Regions from separate parts of the Homo sapiens genome. Here regions 2 and 3 are each linked to region 1. Evidence: read pairs that join two places in POLR2A ChIA-PET (ENCODE). Cell type or tissue: Panc1. All regions are shown on one strand. Each heading gives the region's core, and the rest is flanking DNA. Links, peaks and the distances in the headings are about the cores only. Region 1 overlaps MARK3 (microtubule affinity regulating kinase 3). Region 2 overlaps TRMT61A (tRNA methyltransferase 61A). Region 3 holds the start of LOC124903392 (a long non-coding RNA gene).

The links. Peaks named below come from ENCODE experiments on the same cell type or tissue, not always from the same donor. Only the 100,000 strongest peaks of a DNase experiment are listed, where the experiment ranks them.
Region 2: POLR2A ChIA-PET joins it to region 1 with 5 read pairs; 6 of 35 experiments call an interaction of 5 or more read pairs at or near these places.
Region 3: POLR2A ChIA-PET joins it to region 1 with 9 read pairs; 3 of 35 experiments call an interaction of 5 or more read pairs at or near these places.

The regions. Positions count from the first base shown.
Region 1 is chr14:103,408,151-103,418,880 of GRCh38, forward strand. The region is part of intron 2 of MARK3 (microtubule affinity regulating kinase 3); the gene reads left to right. It also overlaps the pseudogene RPL10AP1. Among named protein-coding and RNA genes, the nearest start is that of MARK3, 28 kb to the left of the region's middle. RefSeq lists enhancers at 10,322-10,431, 10,442-10,511. In Panc1, for the core only: no CTCF peak of the experiment used is centred there; no DNase peak of the experiment used is centred there.
Region 2 is chr14:103,534,523-103,538,522 of GRCh38, forward strand. TRMT61A (tRNA methyltransferase 61A) reads left to right here. Exons shown (of 4, transcript NM_152307.3): 4 at 28-2,551. The coding sequence ends at 299. Among named protein-coding and RNA genes, the nearest start is that of TRMT61A, 7.3 kb to the left of the region's middle. In Panc1, for the core only: no CTCF peak of the experiment used is centred there; no DNase peak of the experiment used is centred there; H3K27ac peaks cover 1,031 bases.
Region 3 is chr14:103,546,015-103,556,744 of GRCh38, forward strand. LOC124903392 (a long non-coding RNA gene) reads right to left here and starts at 7,467. Exons shown (of 2, transcript XR_007064357.1): 1 at 5,941-7,467; 2 at 1-5,626. It overlaps BAG5 (BAG cochaperone 5), which reads right to left. Exons shown (of 2, transcript NM_001015048.3): 2 at 10,537-10,730. It also overlaps the pseudogene RNU7-160P. RefSeq lists a silencer at 911-960 and an enhancer at 1,201-1,250. In Panc1, for the core only: no CTCF peak of the experiment used is centred there; no DNase peak of the experiment used is centred there; H3K27ac peaks cover 1,816 bases.

The DNA.
Region 1 (10,730 bases), core at 2,987-6,986:
ATATTTGCTAAATGAATGCAATAATACTGTTTTTTGGCGGGGGGGAGGTGGTGTTGGCAACAGAGTCTCACTGTTGCCCAGGCTGGAGTGCAGTGGCGTGATCTCAGCTCACTGCAACCTCCCGCCTCCTGGGTTCAAGCGATTCTCCTGCCTTAGCCTCCCGAGTAGCTGGGATTACAGGCACACGCCACCGCACCCAGCGAATTTTTTGTATTTTTAGTAGAGAGGGGGTTTCACCATGTTGGCCAGGCTGGTCTCGAACTCCTGATGTCAGGTGATCCACCCACCTCAGCCTCCCAGAGTGCTGGGATTACAGGCGTGAGCCACCATGCCTGGCCTGAATGTAGTAATACTTTTGAAGGAAGCTTTTAAAACAAATGCTCTCCCTGTGCGAGACCCTTCTGATAGATGTGCCAAGACTGTGACACATATGGCGTAGCATTCATGCCTGCAGCCCACCAGGCCTGGGGCTGCAAGAGCATGAGCCCTGGGTCTGTCATCTGTCAGCATGCATCCTCTGTTTGCAGCAATGTGCCCTGTAAATATTTTCATTTCCTGTGTGTGCGGAGACTTGGAAAAGGTTGGGAAGCACTGGACTGTGCTAACTGGAATTTTAAAAGACTGTTGCCAGAAATTTGCCTTTTGACAATTCATTAATTTTAGTGATAAAATTCTTGTGGATTTTTAGTTAAGACTCCTTGTTGCTGAGCTGCCTTATAGACTGCTTTTGGAATCTGTAAACAGCTTGTGTGGGCGGAGCTGTCCTTGTTGTCCTTGATTAAAGCTTTCTTGAGATAAGGAACGGTGAGACCTCTGAGTTTCTTAGTTCCCACCAGTTCCAGGTGGCTACTTGCCAGCTTCCTCATGTGGGCAGAGATGGTGGGCCAAGAGAGCGTTGAGACAGACGAACCTCTTCCATTTACCTTACCTGATTTACATTATCTAGAGTCTGGCCTGTGGTGTTTACTTCTAGTAGGTTCTTTCTCTAGAAATGCTTGAATATGACTAGCAGAGTGGTTTAATTTAAAAACTTTCTCAGTTTCTCAGTTTTTTTAAAACTTTGAACAAGTTCTCACTCGTAAGTGGAGTTGAACAATGAGAACACATGGACACAGGGAGGGGAACATCACACACCAGGGCCTGTCGGGGTGAGGGGCAAGGGGAGGGATAGCATTAGGAGAAACACCTAATGTAGCTGATGGGTCGATGGGCGCAGCAAACCACCATGGCACATGTATACCTGTTTAACCTGCACGTTCTGCACATGTATCCCAGAACTTAAAGTAAAAAAAAAAAAAAAAAAAAAAAAAAAAAAGGAAAAACTTTGAACAAAATCATTTTACTCTTGTGGGGTTTTTTTTGCCTATTGTAGATATGACATATAAAATGTAAACATTATAGAAATATAGAAATTCATTATGTAGAAAGTAAGTTCCTTGAAATTTGTCTCTTCAAAGACAATCACTTTCAGCAGTTTGGTGTATATTCCCAGAGTTTTTTATATAGACATTAACTTTTAAAAAATTTTAACAGAAAGGGACTCATGGAACATGATGACAGTTTTTTTACTTAGTAATGTACCTTGACCATGTCTGGGTCTTAGTACTCATAGATCTGACATATTAGTCTAAAGGCAGCATAGTCTTCCTGGCTATGGTGGTACCATAGTTTATTTCCTATCAGTGGGCATTAGGGTTGTTTCTAAATTTTTGTTGTTACAAACAGATCTGCAGTGGACATTCTTTAGCATTGCGTGTCCTTGTTAAGTGTTTCTGTAGGATAATTCCTAGAAATGGAAGTCCTGGGTGAAAGTGGATGACTATTTGACATTGTAATAGATACTACTAAATTGGTTTTGAATAAAAAGTGATGTACCTACTTTATTATTCTACCAAAATGGAATAGAGTGTTCATTTTCGTACATGCTTCTACACTGTAGATAATTTTTGTCTATCTGAAGGTCTCAATCTGTTTTTGCTGCTGTAACACAATACCAGGGACTAGGTAATTTATAAAGATAAGAAATTTATTTCTTACAATTGTGGAGGCTGGGAAGTCCAAGATCCAGGGGCTGCATCTGGCCAGGGCCTTCTTGATACATGAAGGGCGTGATGGAAGGGCAAAGAGTGGGGAAGGAAGGGAAGAGGAGGAGAAAGGAAGAAAAGAGGGCAGAGCCCTTGCAATCTGATTGCCTCTCCAGGGCCCCATGCCTTAGTACTGCTGCAACAGCAATTACGTTTCACCATGAGTTTGGGAGGGGACATTCATTCAAACCATAGCACGTATGGACAAAAAAAGGGTGTAGAGAAAACCAGAAGTTGCTTTTTCCCTTTTCACTACTTAGATTTATGATCTTTTTATATATTTTTGTCATTCATAATTTCTTTTTGAGGCAAGTTCCCTGGCCACCCGCAGTAGCTCATGCCTGTATTCATAGTGCTTTGGGAGGCCAAGGCAAGGAGGATCACTTGAGCCCAGGAGTACAAGACTGCATTGTGCTATGATTGTACCGCTGTACTCCAGCCGGGGCAACAGAGGACACTCTCTAAAATAAATAAAAATAAAACAAGTTTCCTGTTTATATCCTTTATTCATTTTTCTTTTTTTTTAATCTTAGTGATTTAAACCCTTTATGTTTCAGTCATCTGTCTGATGTGTCTGTTAATGTAGGTTATGAATATCTTTCCCTAGATTACTCCTTTTAACTGTTTATGATGTCTTTCTTGTTTTAGGGAAGTTTTTAAGTATTTATGTGGCAAAATCATTTAATCTTTTTCTTTATTACATTTGGGTTTCATGTCTTCTTGAAGATTTGTCCCGTGACTTAAAAAACAGTTCTATAGGCCGGGTGCAGTGGCTCACGCCTGTAATCCCAGCACTTTGGGAGGCCGAGGTGGGTGGATCACGAGGTCAGGAGATCGAGACCATCCTGGATAACACGGTGAAACCCTGTCTCTACTAAAAATACAAAAAATTAGCTGGGCATGGTGGCGGGCGCCTGTAGCCCCAGCTGTTCAGGAGGCTAAGGCGGGAGAATGGCATGAACCCGGGAGACGGAGCTTGCAGTGAGCTGAGACTGCATCACTGCACTGCAGCCTGGGTGACAGAGTGAGACTCCGTCTCGAAAAAACAAACAAACAAACAAAAAACCAGTTTTGTATTTTCTTCTAATACTCCTCCTATGGCTCACATTTTAACGTTTAATTCATGTGGTATGTATTTGGGAAGATTAGTATTAGGTGTAGGGATCTGACTTTTTTTTTCCACTTGGATTACAATTGTCCCAGAACCATCAGTTCTCTCCCAACAATTGAAGATACCTGCGTTAACACATAATAAATTCTCATATGTGTCCTGTTATTTCTCCAGTCTGTTTATTTAGTCCTATACCCATACTGTGGTGTTTTTATTACTGCAGCTGTGGATTGTATGTTTTAGGTCAAGTTCCCCTCCTGATGATTCTTTTTTTTTTCTCTCTCTCTTTTTTTGGTGAGATGGAGTCTCGCTCTGTCGCTAGGCTGGAGTGCAGTGGCGGGATCTCGGCTAACTGCAACCTCCACCTCCCGGGTTTAAGCAATTCGCCTGCCTCAGCCTCCTGAGTAAGTGGGATTACAGGTGTGTGCCACCACGCCCAGCTAATTTTTGTATTTTTAGTAGAGAGGGGATTTCATCATGTTGGCCAGGATGGTCTCGATCTCTTGAACCCATGAACTGCCCACCTCAGCCTCCTAAAGTGCTGGGATTACAGGTGTGAGCCACCACGCCCGGCCAATGACTCTTATTTTTCAAAATTTTCATAGCTTTTTTTTTTTTTTGGTCATTTACTCTTCCACATGAATTTTAGAATTAAGTTGCCATTTTCTAAAAACAGAGCATGAAATTTTGATTAGATTAGTTTTCATGGGATTAGTTGGTTTTTTGTTTTTTGTTTTTTTTACTAGTAGCAGTAGAATCTTTTCAAATATGCCTTAATATAGGCGCTGGGGCTTGCCCGTGGTGCTCTTGATATATAAGGCCCGGACATTCTGCCAGTTTTTTCTCGAGCAGTGACACCAAGAAGTTAACAGCCAGGTGAATGTTATGCACAAGCTCATCGTCTGTCATCTTCACGTGGCCAACAGCCACAGCCAAACATAACATGTTCATATGAAACTTGATTGTGGACTTCGCCTCATCCACTTTGGCCACCGTGTTTTCATCGTGTGTGAGCAGGGAAGGGAACTTTACTGCCTTTGTTAGGCCTATGCCGAGGATTCGTGGGATTTGCTTTATCAGAGACTCTGAAGCCAAAAATGCATCATACTTCTTGGCCAGCTTCTTGACCAGATTCTTATTCTTGAGTTTTTTTGGCACCTCAGTGTCCACTTGGGGGGATATCCGTGGCCTTGGTCTCGTCACAGTGCTGCTGTTCCCCCAGGACCCACACTTGGGACAGGGAGTGGACTTAAGCCTGACGGTGCCCGAGAAGCGCTTGTCCTTCTGGGGGTCATAGTTCTTCAAGCTGATCTGCAACTCCACCATCTTCAGGAACTTGGGGCACTTTCACTGGTTCCCGTGCAGGACTTCCTGCACCGCCTCATCCAGGGTGTCGTGAGAGACTTTGCTGCTTATGGGTTCTCATGCCACGCTAACCAGAAAAGAGGGTTTAGTTGGTTTTATAAATTATTAATAGTTTGGGAGGAAATTGATATTTTAATGATGCCAAGTCTTTCTTTCTTTTTTTTCTTTCTTTTTTTTTTTTGAGACGGAATTTCGCTCTTGTTGCCCAGGCTAGAGTGCAGTGGCGTGATCTCAGCTCACCACAACCTCCGCCTCCTGGGTTCAAGCAATTCTCCCACCTCAGCCTCCCGAGTAGCTGGGATTACAGGCATGCACCACCATGCCCGGCTAATTTTTGTATTTTTAGTAGAGACGGGTTTCTCCATGTTGGTCAGACTGGTCTCAAACTCCCAACCTCAGGTGATCCACCCGCCTCGGCCTCCCAAAGTGCTGGGATTACCAGTGTAAGCCACCACATCCGGCTAATGCCAAATGTTTCTATTCAGGAATGTGCATGTGTCTCAAATTTGTTTTCAGGTTTTGTAACTTTTTTCATCTATGTTTTATATAATGCTTGTTAAATTCATTTCAAGCTATTTTATAATTTTTGTTGCTAATGTAAATGGAACTTTTTTTTCCTCAAGAAGGCAATAATCATATAACTTCTTGCATTTGGGAAACTTTTGATCTCTCATTTGGAATGTCGAAAATTAAGTTTATATTGTTTTTTAATAGCATGCTTTTTTTTTTTTTTTGAGACAGAGTCTGGCTCTGTCGCCCAGGCTGGAGTGCAGCGCGATCTCGGCTCACTGCAAGCTCCACCTTTTGGACTCAAGCAACCTCCCACTTCAGCCTCCCCAGTAGCTGGGACCACAAGCACACAGTACCGCACCTGGCTTATTTTATTTTATTTTATTTTATTTATTTATTTTATTTTATTTTATTTTTGGTAGAGATGGAGTTTCACCATATTGCCCAGGCTGGTCTTGAACTCCTGAGCTTAAGCAGTCCGCCTGCCTCGGCCTCCCAAAGTGCTGAGATTACAGGCGTGAGCCACCACGCCTGGTCAGTTGTCTTTTTTTGAGAATGTCAAATAAAATGGGATCATATGGTATGTAACCTTTTGAAACTGGCTTCTTCTCACTCAGCATCATGTCTTTGAGATTGATTCAGGCTGTTGCATATATTGACAGTTTGTTCCTTTTTGTTGCTGAGAAGTATTCTGTTGTATGGCTGTGCTACAGTTGGTATTAGCTCCCCCACTGAAGGACATTTGAATAGTTTCCAGTGTTTGGCAATTATGAATAGAACTCCTGTACAGGTTTTTCTGTGAACATAAGTTTTAATTTCTCTAGGAGTGACATTACTGGATCGTGTGGTAAAGAATTAAGTGAATTGTTAACTAGAAAACTGATTTTATATAACAGTATAATATTCCTAGTAGAAAGAAACCTAAAGCCTCTGGTCTGGTCTGTGAATTGGTGTATTTTTATTACTTAGTACTTTTCTTTTCTTTCTTTTTTTTTTTTTTTAAAGATGGACTTTTGCTCTTGTTGCCCAGGCTGGAGTGCAATGGCTCAATCTCAGCTCACCGCAACCTCCACCTCCCAGGTTCAAGCGATTCCCCTGCCTCAGCCTCCCTAGTAGCTGGGATTACAGGCATGTGCCACCATGCCCAGCTAATTTTGTATTTTTAGTAAAGACAGAGTTTCTCCATGTTGGTCAGGCTGGTCTTGAACTCCCGACCTCAGATGATCCGCCCGCCTTGGCCTCCCCAGGTGCTGGGATTACAGGCATGAGCCACCACACCCAGCTACTTAGTACTTTTCTCAGCTAAGATCTTTATTTTTGTCAGCGTTCTCTTGCCCTGTGATGGGAACGTGATGTATCTTGCCTATTGAAGAACTAAAACCTCTGAAGAAAACCCAGAGGGTTGTGGGAAGAGTGGCATTGATGATTTGGGGACTTAATTTGTTCTGAGTCAGTATAAGTTAAAGGCTTATTGTGTATTATGTTGAGAGTTTTAACTGCTATCCTTGGGGTAAGAACAGAGATGTAGAATTATATCGTGAAAAGAATTTTCTGAAAGAAGGGAGTAGGGACAATCTATATCATGCATTTAAGTCACAAGGATGTCGTGAACATAAAAGATACTCACGAAGGCCGGGCATGGTGGCTCATGCCTGTAATTCCAGCACTTTAGGAGGCCAAGGTGGGCAGATCACAAGGTCAAGAGATCGAGACCTGAGGTCAGGAGTTTGGGACCAGCCTGGCCAACATGGCAAAATCCCATCTCTACTAAAAATACAAAAAATAGCCGGGGATGGTGGTGTGCGCCTGTAGTCCCAGCTACTCGGGAGGCTGAGGCAGGAGAATCACTTGAACCCGGGAGGCGGAGGTTGCAGTGAGCCAAGATCATGCCAGTACACTCCAGCCTGGCAACAGAGTAAGACCTTGTCTCAAAAAAAAAAAAAAAAAAAAAAAAAGATACTCATGAAAAACTATATGTTCGTTGGAAGAAAGTTGTTTTAATTTAACAAACATGTTGGAATAAGAATTATAAACAAGATACATTAATATGTACACTCTGAAGACCATTTTAAATCAAGCCTTTAAATAGCCTAGTTATGGTGTAAGTTCAGTTTAGATGAGACTTCCCACAGGATGACCATGAACCAATCAGAAATGGATATCAAAATGCTCATTTTATATATTTTTAAAATACATGTACCAGTTGTGAAATTCATCTGATTTAGCTCTTAAATGAAAATGCTACCCATTATCCATATTGTCCTGGAAGCATCTATCCCATATTTACTATGAATCTGGGGATGTTAGTTGCATCTGCTGTCTTGCTTTTGACCAACTTTTCATAGCTTATGGTTATTTTGGTGTGAAATATTGCCTGTTTTACACCACAGTTTTCTTTCAAGTTCATTATTTTCCCCCCACTAATTTTCATAGCCTCCCAGAGACCTTTCCCCTCACACGAACTACAGAACTCACTTGTTTCAGTCATTTGTACTTTATTGGAGTTATTTATTGTTTAAAAATTATTTTCCTAAAGTAATGCATGCACATAGCTTAACAAGTCAAATATACTAAAAAGTTCTAATGACAATCAGAAGTTTCTTTTCTTATCCCTCTTTTTCCTCAGCATTATTACTCAAAGGCCCCAACTTTTTTAAGCTCTTTCTTCTGTTACTCCAATAGCTTTCTCCAAATTTATCATTTTAAACATCATTGACTTCCACTTCCCACTTCCATATCTACATTTCTTTCCCTAGCTTTTCTATTGCAGTGATATATTTGGCTTATTTACTTAAATTACGACTGTGTAAGTATTGTTGAGCTTTGGCTATGATCATTTATTTTCTTATATAATTGTAAAGCTTTGTCTAAAATTAATAGTTGTTTCTTTTTCTATAAACTCTTAGGTTTTATGTGTTACTGCTAATTGGCCAAAATGTTCTAGCTTATCTTTCAAATATTTTGCAGTACTCACACATATAATATAATGTATTAGCTCAAGAGAGAATCGGTGAGTATAAATTAGAGACAGCAAGGTAGCTCTTTCTAGGCACAGATAAGTGGGATGGTAGCTACAGGGAGACATTAGGCCAAGGTATTTTTTAGAAGATGGACAAAATATCAACATATTTCTCTACTAATGGGGATAATCTCATAAAAAGGAGGAAATTGGTGCTGTCGAAGAGATTTTGGAATAGGTGAGGGGATGGTGGAGGCATTGGTCTTTGGATAACATGGACAGTTCTTCCATAGAAATAGGAGGAAAGCAAGCCAGGCGTGGTGGATCACGCCTGTAATCCCTGCACTTCGGGAGGCCGAAGCGAGTGGATCACCTGATATCAGGAGTTCGAGACCAGCCTGGCCAACATGGTGAAACCTCATCTCTACTAAAAATACAAAAAATTATCTGGGCATGGTGGCGTGCCCCTGTAATCCCAGCTACTCAGGAAGCTGAGGCAGGCGAATTGCTTGAACCCAGGAGGCAGAGGTTGTGGTGAGCCGAGATCGCACCACTGCAGTCCAGCCTGGGCAACAAGAGCAAAACTCTGTCTCAAAAAATAAAGAAAGAAAATAAAGTAAAGAAATAGGAGGAAAGCAGAGGGTGCCGGCATCAGTGCAGGTGAGGGGATCCTTATGGTAGTAGGAGCTTGTAGAAATTTTCTGAGTGCAAACTGTTTTTTCAGTAAAATGGAAAGCAAACTGATCTGCTACGATGAGGAGATGTATTAGAGATGTGAGGAGGTTAAAATAATTGCCAGATAAGCAGGAGAGTGAATGGACTAGAGAAATGTAATAGAATTGCCAGGCAGCCTTAAGGCTTCCCTGAGGTTGGTGACCAAGGATTTAAAGTGGGAAGAGTCAGCATGGCGTTGTGCTACTCTCCAGCCACATTCAGTTGCCCAGCTGCAGGCATGGCATTTGCAGAGATTGGGGTTTTGTCACATTAGTATAGTGAAAGGACAAAGGAGCATTGTTATACAACACCCCAGGAGCATTGTTATACAACAACATCACAATGAAATTAGTGATATAATTAGGAACTAAGAACTTGAGGAGGAAGACTGACCCTATGAAGGTGTGGGGTCAGTGAATTACAGATCCTGGTAAGTTCCAACAGTTATTAGAGTACTAGATTGAGTGAGCAGGAAGGTAGAAGAAGTTAGTTAAAGAATGGGAAGCTCAAACTTGGATCATGAAAGGTTTTCAGATATTGGGAATGTCAAAGACTGGAGTATAACCATGTAAGTAGCTTAAGTATGTAATATTTTTTTTCTTTCTGGAAGTTTATCCTTGGTTTTTAGAAATTAGCCATTGAGGTGCCAAGGGTTAGTCTTCATTCATTGTTCTTGGTGCTCATTGGACCCTTTTAATATAGAGGTTTTTGTCTTTCAGTTCTGGAAAATTGTCTCTTTTTTAACTTAAAAATCTTCATTCTGGAATCCTTAAGCAGAGACTGGAGTGCTTGAAAAGAGCCTCAAAATCTATCTTCTATCTCTATGTTTTTACTTTCTGGGAGATATTTTTAACTTCATCTTCCATTCTTTCTGTTAAAAATGTGTGTGTGGGCCGGGCACGGTGACTCATGCCTGTAATCTCAGCACTTGGGGAGGCTAAGGCAGAAGTGTCACTTGAGGTCAGGAGTTTGAGACCAGCCTGGTCAACATGGTGAAACCCTGCCTCTACTAAAAATCCAAAAAAATTAGCTGGGCGTGGTGGCGCGCACCTGTAATCCCAGCTACTCAGGAGGCTGAGGCAGGAAAATCTCTTGAACCCGGGAGGCAGAGGTTGCAGTGAGCCGAGATCGCGCCACTGCACTCCAGCCTGGGTGACAGAGCAAAACTCTGTCTCAAAAGAAAGAAAGCTGTGTGTGTGTCTCCTCTTCTCTCCCCAGCTCACTCTTTGATCATTTTCATCTGTTTGTTGTTACTGTCTTTACAGCATCTAGCCCTGGTATTATGAATGTTGTTTCTTCTGCTGACTCCCTGAGAATAGTAAAGGCTTTTTTTTTTTTTTTTTTTTTTTAGCTCTTTTATAAAGTAGATTTTTGTTCCCTGCATTGCTTCTCTTTTTTTCTGGGGTTCTTTCTTGTTACCGCTCTTTCATATAGAGACTTTCTCTGGATGTCTGGTAGCCTCTGGTTGTCTGTACCTAATGTGGAGCCCTAAGCATCTGATCACAAGCTGTGTTTGTATGAATAGGACATGTTTGACCACAGAGCTTTCCTATTGGGAGTTGTCTGGTGCTTTTATTGAAGACCCCAGATATTTGTGTCCTTAGATTTCTGAGAGTATCCAGTTTCTCTAGATAAGAATCTTCTCTTCTGCCTGGGAGGAACTGATGATCCCACCCCTCAGTCACTTAGTCCTCCCCCGCCTGCCTTTTCATCTGTTGCTTCACTCCTGAAACCACGTTTCTTCATCCTGGGGTGTGTGAAACTTCCTGAGACTTTGCATAAATGCTTATGTTTAGTCACGAGTTTGTTGGTGAAGACTATGTTAACAACTTTACAGAAAGTTTGGAGAATAGAGAAGAAAAACCCCACAATCCTAATATTCTGAATACCATTTTTGTTTTTGTATATTTTCCATATACATGTTTTTTCAACATATTTTTGATTATAATTTTGTATCTTGTTTTTTCCGCCCTCGGAATTTTATCCA
Region 2 (4,000 bases), core at 1-4,000, 120 kb after region 1:
CTGACCCTCGGGTCCTGTTTCCCACAGGCGGGCGCTTCTGCTCCTTCTCACCGTGCATCGAGCAGGTGCAACGCACATGCCAGGCGCTGGCAGCGCGCGGCTTCTCAGAGCTGAGCACCCTGGAGGTGCTGCCACAGGTCTACAACGTGCGCACTGTCAGCCTGCCACCGCCCGACCTGGGCACAGGCACAGATGGCCCTGCCGGCTCCGACACCAGCCCCTTCCGCAGCGGCACGCCCATGAAGGAGGCCGTGGGCCACACCGGCTACCTGACCTTCGCCACCAAGACCCCAGGCTAGGGGGCCGCCTCCCAGGGCACCAGGGAGCTGGGAGCACTGAAGGGCTGGGCAGGGAGGCCAGAGGCACCTTATATGGTCAGCGATGCCTGCCAGACACAGACGGTGGGGTGGGGCTTGGGGGCCTCCTGGGTGGCCAGAGTGGGACAGCAGGAAGGGCGGCTGTGATGGAGGAGCAGTGCTGGGGCTGGGCCTCAGCCATTCCTGTCCAGCCCTGTGGCCCATCCCAGCTGCTGTTTGTTGCCAATATGAAGTATCCACTGCCACAGGCTCCCCTGGGTGTTGAAGCCAAAGGGTGCAGGTGGGGGAGTCTGACCCCCTCCCAGGTGGGCCTAAGCAGGAAGGGGGTGGAGGAGGGAGGGGGGCATTGACCCTGAGACCACGCTGCGTCTGACCCCTGGGCCCCCACGGCCCTGGCTGCCCCACGGGGCCTGAGACCATCTCGTGCTTCTCCAGTCCCCGGGCCGAGGCTCCAGCCTTGGCCAGAAGCTGGGGTGAGCTGACCCAGAATCCCTGCCCTGCTCTCCCCAGCGCTAGGAGACCAGGCCAGCCCAGGAACCAGGGAGGTGACCCTGCTCTCTGGCCTCCTGGCTGATGTCACAGCACTGAGCTCAGCCCAGGCCTTCGTCCACTCATGTCCAAGAGGCGGGGCATCCCCCACCCAGCCAGAGCCCCTGACATGGGCTGCACTCGCTGAGGCCAGGCAGCGCTGCGGAGAGGAGCGGCAGAGTGGGTTGTCTGCCGCAGGCAACCAGGCAAGTGTGTCGGGGCTGGGGTGTGAATGCCAGCCTGTGAGTCCCGGAACTATGTGGGTACCCCTACCCCTCACAGAAGCCAAGGGCATGGAGGAGGTCCCTCCACAGTGACAACGGTGTGGGGTAGGGGAGGTGCATTCAGGACACCACCCAGGGACAGTGCCTATGTGATCACCTCTTAAAGGCTAAGCTTAGGGGCATTTCCCAAAGTGGGGACAGAGGGCAGGACGCCCAGGCTGGGGGCTCTCCTCGCCCGCCCTGGTGTCTGACAGCCTCAAGGAAGGAGCAGTGCCTGTGTCAGCCATGGGGCCCTTGGAGCTGCCGCTGGTGCCTAGGGGGCCTGGGTTTCTGCCCAGGCAGCCAGTGGCTGTTGGGAGCCTCTGTTTCCCCTGTGCTGGGGGCCTTGAGTGCTATGCTAGCAGGGGCCTGGCCCCAAGTGTGAGTGATGAGCAATAAACGTACCGTCCCCCTCTGTTCTGAGTGATCCCTAGCAGCCAAGGCCACCCCCAGCTGCTGTCTAGGCCAGCCCTACCTGCGCTCTGCCCCTGGTCCCTGCTCCTCCCTGTCCTGGTTTGGCATGATAGGCGCTCCAGTCTCCAGGACAAAGGGGCAAATGTGTGGCCACCCCCATCTGGCTGCAGAAAAGGCCACTCCTTCCTGGGGTTGGGGTGGTCCAGGAGTGCTGGGCCTTCTTCCACAGTCCTGGGCTGGAATTCAGTGTGGCTGCCTGGGTTACTTGTATGCGCCCCTGAAGGAAGGGTCCACTCCAGGCCGCCTGGTCCCTGCGAAGTGTCACACTGTGGGTCACCGGGGGCTGTGGCTAATGTGGTCCGGGAGGCCTGTGTCCCTGAGAGTTGCTCAGCCCTGCTCCGAGGGCTTGTCCTCTCCTTCCAGGACCCAGCTTCCCTTCTAACCTTGTTACTCACCTGGGGCACAGAGGAGGGGCCCCCAGTCAGGTTCAACATGGAAGTGGGTGACCCTAATGCCAGGAGCTTTGGGGTCAGGCTGTCCCTGGGGTGTCATGAACTGGGTGACGCACACCCCTGAGATCTCAGTTCCCCCAAGCCTGCCCTGCCCCTCCTGGCCACAGCAAAGGCCTGCATGGTGTCTGATGGGTGGACACCGGGAGGTGTTTCTTTGAGGCGCAGCTCCATGGTTTATAGGACACATAGGCCTCAGGCACCGTAGGGTCCAGGTTGTGCCCATTTTCCAGCCGGGGCTGGTTGCCCTGGTGGCAGCCCTGGGTGAGTCACCAGGGTCCGCACATGGAGAGCGGGAGGTCCCAGCCCACCCTTAGTTGTCACATGGGACAGAGTTGCTGTGTCAATCCCCTCGGCCCTGCTGCTCTGCCCTGCACACAGGCCCCCATGATGACCTTGAGCCTCCAGGCATCCACCCCCACCGTATGGCCCTCTAGACCCAGCTGGGCCTCACCCCACTCCCTCAGCTTGGATCCTCACGTGGCCTGGAGCCAGCATTAAACTCCTGTATGTCCTTCAAGACCCCTTCAAATGTCCTTTTCTCAGCATGCTTCCCCAGACATCTAATGCCCAGGCGGGAGAGTCCTGCACACCATGTCCCGAAGGAGTCCCCATAGCAGAGGAGCAGAAGGCAAGCAGCGCCCCAGTTCTGTGATGGGGAGCCTGACTTTCAGAGGTAGAGCTGGGCCCATGGCCGTGAGTGACCGATGAGCAGGCCCGGATGGTCAGCGCGAGTCAGCAGCACGGGCTCATCATGGGGCACGGATTCACCAGAAACTCCCTGCCTGGCCCAGTGTGTACTCGCCTGTGGCCCTCAGATTTTCCCTGGCAATTCCTCCCCGCTCACCCTGCTGTCCTGCACTGAGACAGTGGCACATGACTCCCAGCTGCCCAAGCCCTGGAAGGTCCCAGACCCTGGCTCTGACTCAGCTGCTTGGAGGGTCCTAGTCCTGGGAACTGCCCTAGAGCCGAGATTAGAGTACCCCTCCCTCAGGAAGCCCCGGGGTGTCAGCTGCTCCTGGGCCTCACTCTGCCCCACCCATGCCTGCCTCAGGGCCCAGCCCCTCACCCAAGAGCCCCAGAGGCCTGGGCCCAACCTGGGCTTCACGGGTGGGGACCAGGGCAGGGTTTCTGGGTGGGTGGAGGGCAGCAGGCCGGTGGGGGCACACCCTGTCTAGTAGCATGTGATGAGGCAGGGTTGCCCCTGAGGGCCCAAGAGGCCCTCACCCCTGCAGCCTAGGTCTGGGGCTGTCCCCTCCACTCCCTCTTCTCTGCCTCCATTGCGGCTTTGCTCTCTCCACCCACCACCTCTGGGCCAGAAGATGGAGGATACGTGGGCTGCCAGGGGACCCGAGTCCCCCAACAGTCCACTGCACAGGTAGGGAAACTGAGGCACAGAGCTGCAACTCCGGAATCCTGGCCATAAGTGGTTCCCCAGTGCATGACCCTAGAGGGCAGAGAGTTTTCAGGCAGAGTCCTGGAAGGTTCCTCAGAAAAGGAGACACCTGTGCAGGTGGACATTGGAGAAGGGTGGGCAAGTCATGCAGGGGGGTGGGAGGTGCCCCAGAAGCAGTGGGTGGAGAGGGTGCACTTCCAGCCTCTGGGCTGGCAAGTGCCATTTCCAAAGCTGCTCTAAGCAGGGTGGGCACTGGACTCAGTGCCCCCACAGCCCCGGGGCTGTTGGGCTCGCACGCCAGCCTGGAGGGGCCTTGAGCGAGAGGGTCCCCAGAGAGGGGCCTGGCTCCTGATGCCCTCAGGAGGGAGTGAGCAACTGCCGGGCCTCGCGCCCTGTCCTCACCAGCCACAGAGGGTGGGCGCTGTCATCAGTATGCATGGGTTGAGTGCCTCCCACGTGCCAGCCCCTGCCCATTCAGGACGCCCAGGCCTGCCCTTCGGGGCTCCCAGGAGCCAGACCCAGATCTGGGCACACAGTGCAGAGTGAGCTGTGGCTGCGGGAGCGGTGGTGGCC
Region 3 (10,730 bases), core at 3,228-7,227, 140 kb after region 1:
GGCAGGTGTGTCTGCTGGCACCGAGGTCTTTTAGGGCAATGAAGGAGAAAGGGCAAGACAGGGAGAACTCGGGGGCATAAAGGCCAGGGCGCGGGGGCCTGGCTTGTTCCTGCAGCTGCAGCGACATGCGCCAAGGCTCGCTGTGGGCAGAGGTCTCCGCCACCAAGAAGCGAGGCTGGAGGGCAGGCACTGATTCTCCATCACCACACCCAGAGCCCCCACTGGGACCAGCGAAGCACAAGGCAGCCAGTGCCACAGCCCCACACCCCGCCCGCCAGCTGCCCTGTGTGGTGTGGAGGCGGCTCCGGGGGCGGCTGTTCACAGCAGTGACCCCCGCCTGCTGCACGGCCACTTGAGCTGTCCTGGCTGCTGCCAACGCCACTGTGAAGTATGGTGACCCCATTGGCCAGGGATGGGGTCAGCACCCACGGACGTGGTCGGGGAGGTCACCAAAGCCTTCTTGCCGGAAGTGGCATTTGGCTTGGGGTGTGGAAGAGGAGCACAAATTACCCAGGAGGGCCGGGCCAGGGTCCAAGGAAGGGCCACCTGTGCAGAGACGCAGGGCTGATGGCACAGGCCTTGCCCACAGGCCCTGCCACGGGGAAGGACAAGCCCCTGCCAGCCGGCTGTGAGCCACCACCATCCTGATGACAGACCCACACCGGCAGGCAGGGCAGGCTGCCTGTGGCAGAGTTAGGGGGGTTGGGGGGCGTAGGTTAGAGACTGCCAGATCTGCTGGGGATCCGTACCAACCCATGATGGTAGCAGGTGGTCACTGGATGCCCCGCGCAAGCGCCATCCACCCCCAGAACAGAAGCGCAGCTCAGGCGATGCCATGGCCACCTGTCCACCATTGGCCAGGGCAGGTGCACCTGGCGTGGCCCAGGCAGGACCACTTCTGGTGTTCTGGGCTCGGCAAAACCTGGCCTTGGGCGCCACCTGGTGACCAGACATGGGAGAACCAAGCAGGCAAGTGGGGGCCTGGAGGGGCAGGTGCGTGGCGTTTGGGGGACCTCCAAGGTCAGGGAGCCACGTGCTGTGCAGGTGAGCCACCCTGCAGGCCAGGGGCTGTGTGGAGGGCGGCAGGTAGCAGGGTCTGTCTGGAGTCCTCCCTCCACCCAGCCTGGCCAGTGCGGATGCTGAGCTGTGTGGGGCCCATGTGCACTGGGACTGGTTGAGGGAACAGGCCAGCCATGGTCCCCACTGCAGCAGGGACAGGCCTCGCACGTTCAGCTAGAGGCACCCCCTGGGGCGGGCTATCGGGTCTGCCCTGGCACAGACCTACTGCCGGTGTGGGGTCCATGGCAGTCACTGGGCCAGACTTGGTGGGCTGCTGTGGGGCAGGCCTTGGGGGGCTCCCCAAAGAGAACCCAACCCAGGGGAAGCCTGGGACTGGTGCTGTGCTCTCTGTGGGAGCCACTGATCTCCAGGATGCAGTCCTGCCCCTGTAGGGGCCCGCTGCCCCAAGGCTCTGTGGGATCTGGCCCTGCAGACTCTCACCTGCCTGCCAGGCTCCAACCTGGGGGTCCTTGCTCCAGCCGTCCAGCCTGCACACTCTTCCCCAGGCCCCCATGGCCTGCTCCACAGGACCACCTGCATAGCCACATTGGTGCTGGGATGCCTGCTTTTCCTTTCAGGGGCTGGGTCAGGATTAAGGGCTGGAAGATGCCCTTTCCGGGGAGATGAAACCAGGATGCAAGAGGAAGGGGCACACACGCCCAGGAGCCCCAGGCTGCCAAGAGCACCCTGGGCCTGCTGTGGCCATCTGCAGGCAATGCCCAGACCAGACCACAGCTCAAGAAGGCAGCTGGGCGCCTCGCTGCCCCACGCCTGCACCCTGACATCCCCAGCACGTTTTTTAATTTTTTTTTTCCATTTTTTATTTTTTGCGTGTGATAGTCTTGCTCTGTCGCCCGGGCTGGAGTGCAGTGGCACGATCTCGGCTCACTGCAACCTCTGCCTCCTGAGTTCAAGCAATTCTCATGCTTCAGCCTCCCGAGCAGCTGGGACTACAGGCGCCCGCCACCACGCCCAGCTAATTTTTGTACCCCAGCACCTTTAATAAGCAGCTATCGGCGAGGCCCAGTGGGTTCTGCTGCCCATGCTTCTGTGACCCCGCCCCCATGGCTCACCCCTCCTCCTGCCAGCCAGGCCAGAACCCTGGGTGCCCGCATCCCCTGGTGCCGTCCTCACTGCCCCCAAATCCTTTCCCACCCCCCTCCCCCAACCCCACTGCTGCCCCCAGGGGCACTCAGCAAAGCCTCCAAACCTCCCTTGGCTTGTGGGGCCCAGGAAGCCCTGGCAGTCCTGGCGCTGTCCCCTACCCGCTGCCTGAAGTTCTTCCAGGGCCTCCAGTGTGCCCGGCCCTGGCTCTGGGCTCTGCTTTTGAAAAGTCTTCATTTTCCTTTACATCCCCACGTGCAGAGAAATGCCGGCTGCGCCCGAGGAGCAGAGTTGGAGGGGCCCCCGGGAGAATCTGAACATCCCAGTTTCCTGATCTCTTTCTGGGTCTCACTTTCATCTCTGGCCATCAGCAAGGGCATGCCCCTCCACCCGAAGGCCCTGCCTCTGTGCCAGGCTCCAGGTAAAGGGTACACCCAGCGGGGCCCTGACTCCCCCAACATGGGTGATCCTGGTGGCACACGCACAGAGCTCATGTACACCCAGCCACGCCTGAGGGTGCCGGTTCCTGCTGACCCCCCGTGCCCCACAAGACAGGTGCCCACAGAGCTTTGCAGCATGTTCCCCGACTCAGGAGGCAAAACCGTCCCCCTGGGCTCTGCTCCTGCTGCCCCCGGGGCCCACGCCACCTGCAGAGTGCACCCACAGGTGTCAGCGTGTTGAGCCAGGTGCTGCTCTAGGTACTGGGGATACAAGCAGGAACGGAACAAGTTTGGCGTCTTCAGGGTCTCAGGTGGCGGGGCCCCTGGCATCGTGCTAAGCCCTCTGAGGACGATGAGGCAGGGTGGGGCAGAGCGCAGGCACTGTGGTTGGAGACTGACTGCAGCTGACATCTGGCACGTGGTGCCCGCTGGGGTCCACGTGGCCCACTGGGCTCTCTGGCTTCTCTGAAGCCAGGCGTGGCTGCTGGTGGTCAGAGGATGGCTTGGTCATGCCAGAGCTGGGACACAGCACAGAAGCCAGTCCTTCCTGTGGGAATGGCCATCAGGTGGCCTGGCCATGAGGCTGTTTCTGCCCGTGACCCAGCACCAGACAGCGGCCGTTCCACTCTCACCCTCTCTGGGTGACTGGTACACCCAGAGACAGCAGAAGGGAGAGGGACCTCAAGGAACCCGGCTGGCCCTCCGCATCCATTTCTGTCCCTGTGAGCAGAGCCCTGGTGCCTCTCTAGGCCCAGCCTGCCCAACCTGGGAAGGGCTGGCCTGGGACCCAGAGGCGGGAAGATGGCTCTGTCCTGGCTCCCAGCCACACTGAGCCTCGGGCACCATGCCCTTCTGTCAGCCTGCAGATGCTTGCTGGGCACCCTCCCTGCCCCAGGCCTGGCAGGAAAATGAGGTGACAGAGGCGGCCCTGGGGAGCTCCTTCTGCTCACCTGGCCACCCCTCACCTAGGCCAGAGCCAGATCCCGGCCCCGCCTGACCTTGCCCCGCAGCGGCCTCTGCAGGCGCAGGGCCTCCGAGCTGCCAGGACACGGCTTCTGGTCTTCTTCCTCCCTCCTGGTCCACGCAGCAGTCCTGGGTGCCCCACCCCACACGGCTATGGCCCTCTGTGGGTCTGCCCTTCCCAGCCCTCACCAGTCTGTGAAAGCACTGGGGATGCGGCGAGTTCACGTGCCCGTGGGGAAGGGGCCAGGAAAGACACCAAAGTGGTAAACCGCAGGAACATGAAGCTGTGAGGGCTGGTGACGCCGGGCGGGAAGCCAGGTGGGGAGGCAGGCTGGTGCGTGGCCTGACCCCACCTCGCAGCCGGGAAACTGAGGCACACAGAGATGTCTTGCACATGTCAGGGCCCCAGGTAGGTGGTGGCAGGAGTCTGGGACCTTGGGTGGGCCTCACCAGTCACACAGCCTTGGCTGACCTGTCTGTCCTCCCATCCAGCCAGAGGGACACAAAGACCTCTTTGTCTCTCCACCCTTCCGCCCAGAGCCTCCCCAGCCAGTGCAGCTCTGAGCGTGTCCCCCAGGGAGGGAGACAGCCCCTGGTGGGGACTGGCAGTCCTGGCAGCTGCCCTGAGGCACAGGCCCTGGGGGACTCGGTGCTTTGAGGGCAGGGGCAGGTGATGGAGATCGGCTGGGGAAAGGGAGGCCGAGAAGGCGGCAGTGTGGAGCGTGTGAATTTGTTCATGAACTTAGCTACAAAAATGTCTTTTCCAGTGTCACAGCTCTTCTAGAATTTGACTAGCAGGTTTTCCGATTTTTACTGGAAAGCCCTTTAAATAAAGAAAGAAAAAGAAAAAAAAACGTCTTCCTCAATCAAATCCGAGGTGGTTCCTTCCCCCACCAGGCTGGCTGGGTGGGGAGAGAAGGCTTGAAGCCCAGGCTCCTAGGGAGAGGCTCTGCTCCCCACCCCAGGGCTGGGCTGGGACACCGGCCCTTCCTGGCAGGGGTGTCCTACTCCACAGAGGAGCCTTGGGAGGTGGCCACCACTGGGCCACTGCCCCTCACCAGGCCCAGAGGCCCAGTTCTCAGCCTGAAAAGAAAACCTGCCCTGGGCCCCTCATGACCAGGGTGAGGCTTGTTGGGCACAGAGGGCCTGTCGGGAGCACTGGAACCCAGCGGCCTGGGAGGGGCCCAGGTCTGACGCCTCATCCTGCACCAGGCTCGCTGCAGGCCTTCAGCTCCAGAACTGTGTTCTCAAAATCCTGTTGATGCTGCCACAAGTGGGCTCTCTCCTCCCCCATTCCGGGAAGGTTCTGGGTGAGTGGCTAGCCATCCCTCCCACTGGGAGCTCCAGTATCTGAACTGCCAGCCACCTGCAGCCGCCACCTCACCCCAGGCGGTGCTGCACCCTGGGCTGGTGGGACCAGCCTGGAGGGCCCTCCTGGGGCTCTGGGGCTCATGGACAGCCTCCCACAGAGTGTCTCGGCTGGTCTCATTTCTGTCTGGGAGGGAGTTGGGTGAGCACCAGGGAGAGGCTGAGTGGATGCCCGCCCACCTGGAACAGTGCTAGGTGGGGATGGGGGGGGGGCATCACGGGGCACACACAAGCTGTCGGAAGGGCCGATGTCCACAAGGGACGAGAGTCAGGGGCGCGGCTGTGGGGGTGGAGGCGGCCTGGAAGAGCAGGCATGGCACAGCGGCCGCTGGCTCATGTGGACTGGCGAGGCACTGTCCTGCTGGGGCCGTCCCAAAGGGAAGCATGGCCCGTCACTCCCCAGGCTAAAAACCATCCACGGCTGCCCCTCCTCATGGCTGAAGTGCAGCTCCTAGGCCCTACCCCGACGCTCTCAGGTCCCCTTCTCTCCCTCACCCTGTGGAGAGCGGACCTGCCTCCTGTCCCTCGGAGGACTCTCAGGCCCCAGCCCTGCCGCAGCAGCTCGTGGTCCAGCTTGGCTGGCCCTGCCTGGCCCTCCCGGCTCCAGCAGCAGTGGTGGCTGCCAGCACTCTCACTCTGATGAAGCTCCCAGCCCGCCGACTGGAACAGTGTGTTCACCACTACGGTCTTGCCTGGGAAGAGACGAACTCCTGCACTTCCTGTCACGTTCCACTTCTTGTCCGTGACCAGCTAACCTCCCACCTCCGCCAGGAAGCCTCCCTGGGCTTCTCAACCACCCCATCACATCCGGCCAATGCTTCTTGCGATGGATCCCTCAGAAAGCCACGTGACCTCTGCAGGGGCCCTTGCCCCAGGTCCACGCCTTTGCCCCCAGCACCTCACAGGTACTCGGCAGATGCTAGTTAAATGGAGACTCCACCCCAAGGCTCAGCTACCCTCCCTCAGTCCTCCTCACCCCATGGGTTAGTGGGTTTCCTTCAAGTACCTCACCCAGCAGCCAGGAAGATTCCTCTTCATGTCAAATCGGTCTGAAGGGCACACTAGGCACGCGGTGGCCCTGACACTGCCCCTCCCTGGTCCTTTCCAACAGCACCGAGGACATGGAGGTCGGCCCAGGCTCAGGAATCACAGAGCTAACTGCTCATTTCGGCATCACAAGCACGAGCAGACGAATTTCAGAGACAGAAGCCAACATCCCCACCCCTCATCTTCAGAGGCTCCAGCCTGCCTGGCCTCTGTGGCTGGGTGGCCAGCCAAGGGCTCTGGAATTGGAGAGGCCTTGCTTCTCTACAGCAGGGTGTGACCCGCTCTGGCCTGCTGGCCCTCCTGCCCCAGGGACCGAGTAGGAGGCACTTTTGATTCCACCCGGGCTCTCAGGGGGATGAGGTGGCCTCAGGTGAGAGATCCTGATTGGCCACCCCAGAGCCCCGGTGGAAGGTGCAGCAGAGAGAAGGTCCTTTGGATCCGATAAGCAGAAGGATTTTAAACACTCTCTGAAGCTGTCTGAAGATCTGAGATTTTTCCACTCATTTATTCAGCAAGTATTCGCCGAATGCCTATTACATGCCAGGAGCTAAGGACACTATTTCCAAAGAACAGCTCATCCAAAAGGCATGTGAGTGCCCATTACTGCCAGGACCTGAGGCTGCATGGATGAAGAGACAGATCTTGCCTTGAAAGGCACTGTGGCCTGGCATGGGAGAGACAGGTGAGCCACTGTGTTAGGAGAGCTATTAATAGGGTACAGGAACAGAAGAAACGCTCCACGGCCCAAGGGATGGGCAGGGAGGGCTTCGGATGAGAGCACCAGAACCCAGGGCCATGAACAGCAAAGTCATCTGATGACCTTACTCTCCGCTCAGCACTCAGAACCACCCAGCTCCATGTCCCAACACCCACAGAGGACTGAGGTGGGGCAGACACCAGTGTGAGATGGAGACAGAAGGTGGGGAACTGGCAACATTCATCTGAAAATGCAGCCACAGGGAAACGGCTCGAGACTGAAAGGGTTCTAACACACACTGAAAACCTACCATTCGCTGTGACCGCAGCGGGGACCAGAGATGGAGAGGCAGTGTGCGGCACTGAGTCCTTACCAAATGGGGTCACAGACCCCTGGCAGCTCCGGAAAGACCAAAGAATCCGAAGCGGGGAAATAGCTTCACTTCACTTCAACCTTACTATAGAAAGATACATTTTTGCAGTTGTAATTCACAAGTGGAAGACGTACGGACAGAATAAAGCACTCGTTTAAGACAGTCTTTCCACGATGAGGGATGCCGGTTCACTGACACAGTGACTTTGAGACATAATACTGGAGCTGAATGTTTCACATTAACCAGCTGAATCCTTTAAACCTAAGTGCTAAGTACTGCCCACCTTTCAGAAGAAACTGAAGCTCAAGGGCTCAGCTTTGAAAGTGGCACAGCTCGCCGGTCACGGTGGCTCACACCTGTAATCCTGGCACTTTGGGAGGCTGAGGTGGGCAGATAACGAGGTCAAGAGATGGAGACCCTCCTGGCAACATGGTGAAACCGTGTCTCCACTAAAAATAGAAAAATCAGCTGGGCGTGGTGGCGCACGCCTGTAGTGCCAGCTACTTGGGAGGCCGAGGCAGGAGAATTGCTTGAACCCAAGAGGCAGAGGTTGCAGTGAGCCGAGATTGTGCCATTGCACTCCAGCTTGGGCGACAGAAAAAAAAAAAGAGAGAGAAAGTGGCACAGCTGAGATGTGAACCTAGCAGTCTGGGCCCCAGCCTGCTTTTAGCCACTTGGCCAGCATTCCCTGAGGTGGGAGCTTTCAGAAATCCTGATGTCCAGACTGTACCCTATCCCGATGAAACCAGAATCGCTGGGGTGGGCCCCAAGCACCAGCCATTTCTTCAACTCTCCAGGTAAGTCCATGACTCATGAACTGTAACCAAATTGTCCTTCCCTCCTTTGCCAAGTGACTCTGGGCAGTTCCCTGGGCAAGGGACCACCTGAATCTCAGAATCACCTATGAAACAGATAGTATGAAAAACCTGCCTCAAGGGGTGCTGAGAGCTTAAAATGTACATAGAACATTTTGCACAGATGGCTGGGCAGTGGAGATGGGGCTGCTGGGGCAGCCTGGACCACACCACTCAGGGCCTCGCAGGGACGTGGCTGGGTGAAATAGTGGAGGCCACTGAAGGTTTTCATTCAGAAAAGCCATATGAGCAGAGCCGTGCTTTTAGAAAGACCAAGAGGGCAAATAGGTGAAATAGCCTGAAATAGCCTGCTGGTGACTGGCATAAAAAAAGGGCACAAGCTGAAGAGACCTAGAACTAGGGACACAGAGTCCTAAGGCTGCCTGGTGACCCCCACCCCCACCCCAAAATCTGTGCAATGATAACTACACAAAATGGAAAAGCAAGGCCAAGTGCAGTAGCTCATGTCTGTCATCCCAGCACTTTGGGAGGCTGAGGCAGGAGGATCGCTTGAGCCCAGGAGTTCGAGACCAGCCTGGGCAACATATTAAGACCCTGTTTCAATAAAAAAACAAAAGAACCCAAAACATTTTGTAAGATGCCCTCAGACATGTCCTGACCAGCAGGGGCGACCCCAGACCTGCATATAAGAGGCCTTCAATTAGGGCTCAGCTTGTACCCAGAATCAAGAGCCAAGCTTGCCAGGGCACTGCCCCTCAGCCCCTGCCACCTCGTTCCAGCTCAGCCCACTCCAGGGTTTCTTCTTTAAAAAAAAAAAATTATATTGATTTTTTTGTAGAGATGGGGTCTGTGTTGCCCAGGCTGGTCTTGAACTCCTGGGCTCAAGCAGTCCTCTCACCTTAGCCTCCCAAAGTGCCATGATTCCCGGTGCCACACCCACCGTCTCCTGTCCTACTTCTAACCAGCCTTGAAGGGCCAGTGAGACCCCTCCCTAAGCCACTGGTCTTTTTCCGGCTTGCACTTGACACCTGACCTGACACCAGACATTCACACCTGAGACAGACCAGGCGCAGCTGACTCCCCTCATCCCTTCTCTGACTAAACTGGAATTTCTCCATGGCCACTGGTGGCATGATGGATTCTTCAATCCTCAGCGCAACACGAGGATACACTAGGAGCCTGGTTAATGCTGTTGCCAGTATAAGTGATAAGAATCCTCACGTGTGGCCAAGGATTTATTCAAAAGCTCACATTTCCCCCAGAGTGTTTCTCTTCAACCTATACACATCGTTGTTCTTGGCTCTGGGCCTATCATGCGTTTGCAAGGCTTGCAAAGGCTGCCCCTGTTTGGATCACCTGGAAGATAAAAGCAGGCAGAGAAGACAACAAAAATACAATGGAAGGCCGGGCGCGGTGGCTCACGCCTGTAATCCCAGCACTTTGGGAAGCTGAGGCAGGTGGATCACGAGGTCAGGAGATCAAGACCACAGTGAAACCCCGTCTCTACTAAAAATACAAAAAATTAGCCGGGCATGGTGGCGGGCGCCTGTAGTCCCAGCTACTCGGGAGGCTGAGGCAGGAGAATGGCGTGAACCCGGGAGGCGGAGCTTGCAGTGAGCCGAGATCGCGCCACTGCACTCCAGCCTGGGTGACAGAGAGAGACTCCGCCTCAAACAAACAAACAAACAAAACGCTCCCCCCAAAAAAACAAAAAACAAAAAACAAAACAAAAAATACAATAGGAAAGGGCTAAAAATAGGAAAACTTATTGCTGTCACATAGCGGACTTAAAATAGACAAACAACTGCCCGAAGTGAGCCAGGCACGTCTGCAGTCCAAGCACACGGGCTTCACTAGACTTAGGGCTGGGAGAGGGCCGGAGGCCGGAGTCAGAACACCTCACACAGCCGGGAAGGGCCGAATAGACAGAAAGACTCCCACACCTCCGTCACAAAGCAGTGAAGACGGTTTCATAGCACACTATCACAACTCTCCTCTGGAGAGTGGATCTTTCAAGAACTGTCTCAGAGGTTCTTCTTTCTAAAAATAAAGTCAATTCTTATTTGAGACCCAGGCATCCTCCTGAGGGAGCAGAGCATGAGGCCCCCACCCCCATCACACACATACTTCCTAGGCTGTCTCAACAAGAGCACAGTGACCTGGTCACCTGGGCCTGGGTCCTGGCCCACACACAACCACCCTCACCTCCTTACAGCATGGCCACCAACTGCAGCCAAGGAGGCCACCTGCCCCCAGGCCTGCCTGCTGTGGGCTCCATTAAGGAAGGACTCCTCAGCTGGGCACGGTGGCTCACACCTGTGTCCCAACACTTTGGGAGGCTGAGGCGGGTGGATCACCTGAGGTCAGGAGTTCGAGACCATCCTGGCCAACATGGTGAAACCCTGTCTCTACTAAAAATACAAAAAATTAGCCAGGCGTTGTGGCAGGCACCTGTAATCCCAGCTACTCGGGAGGTTGAGGCAGGAGAATTGCTTGAACCTGGGAGGCGGAGGTTGCAGTGAGCCGAGATCGCGCTATTGCACTCCAGCCTGGGTGACAGAGCCAGACTCCGTCTCAAAAAAAAAAAAAAAAAGGGCTCCGCACCCAGGTCAGACAGTTCATGAAGGTGATAATATATAGAGAACACACACCTCAGACTCACAGCCTTTCTCCACTGCAAGCGTAAGAGACTGGTTTTATTTCAAGAATAACTAAGGGTATATTAACACATGTATCTCAAAGTAACATTGAATTATTGAAGACATACTGTTCCAATACTCAAACAGTTCACAGAGAGGGGACAGGAACCAATGTACTGGAAAAACACACTTGTATTATATGTAAAAATCGATGGCCAATATTTC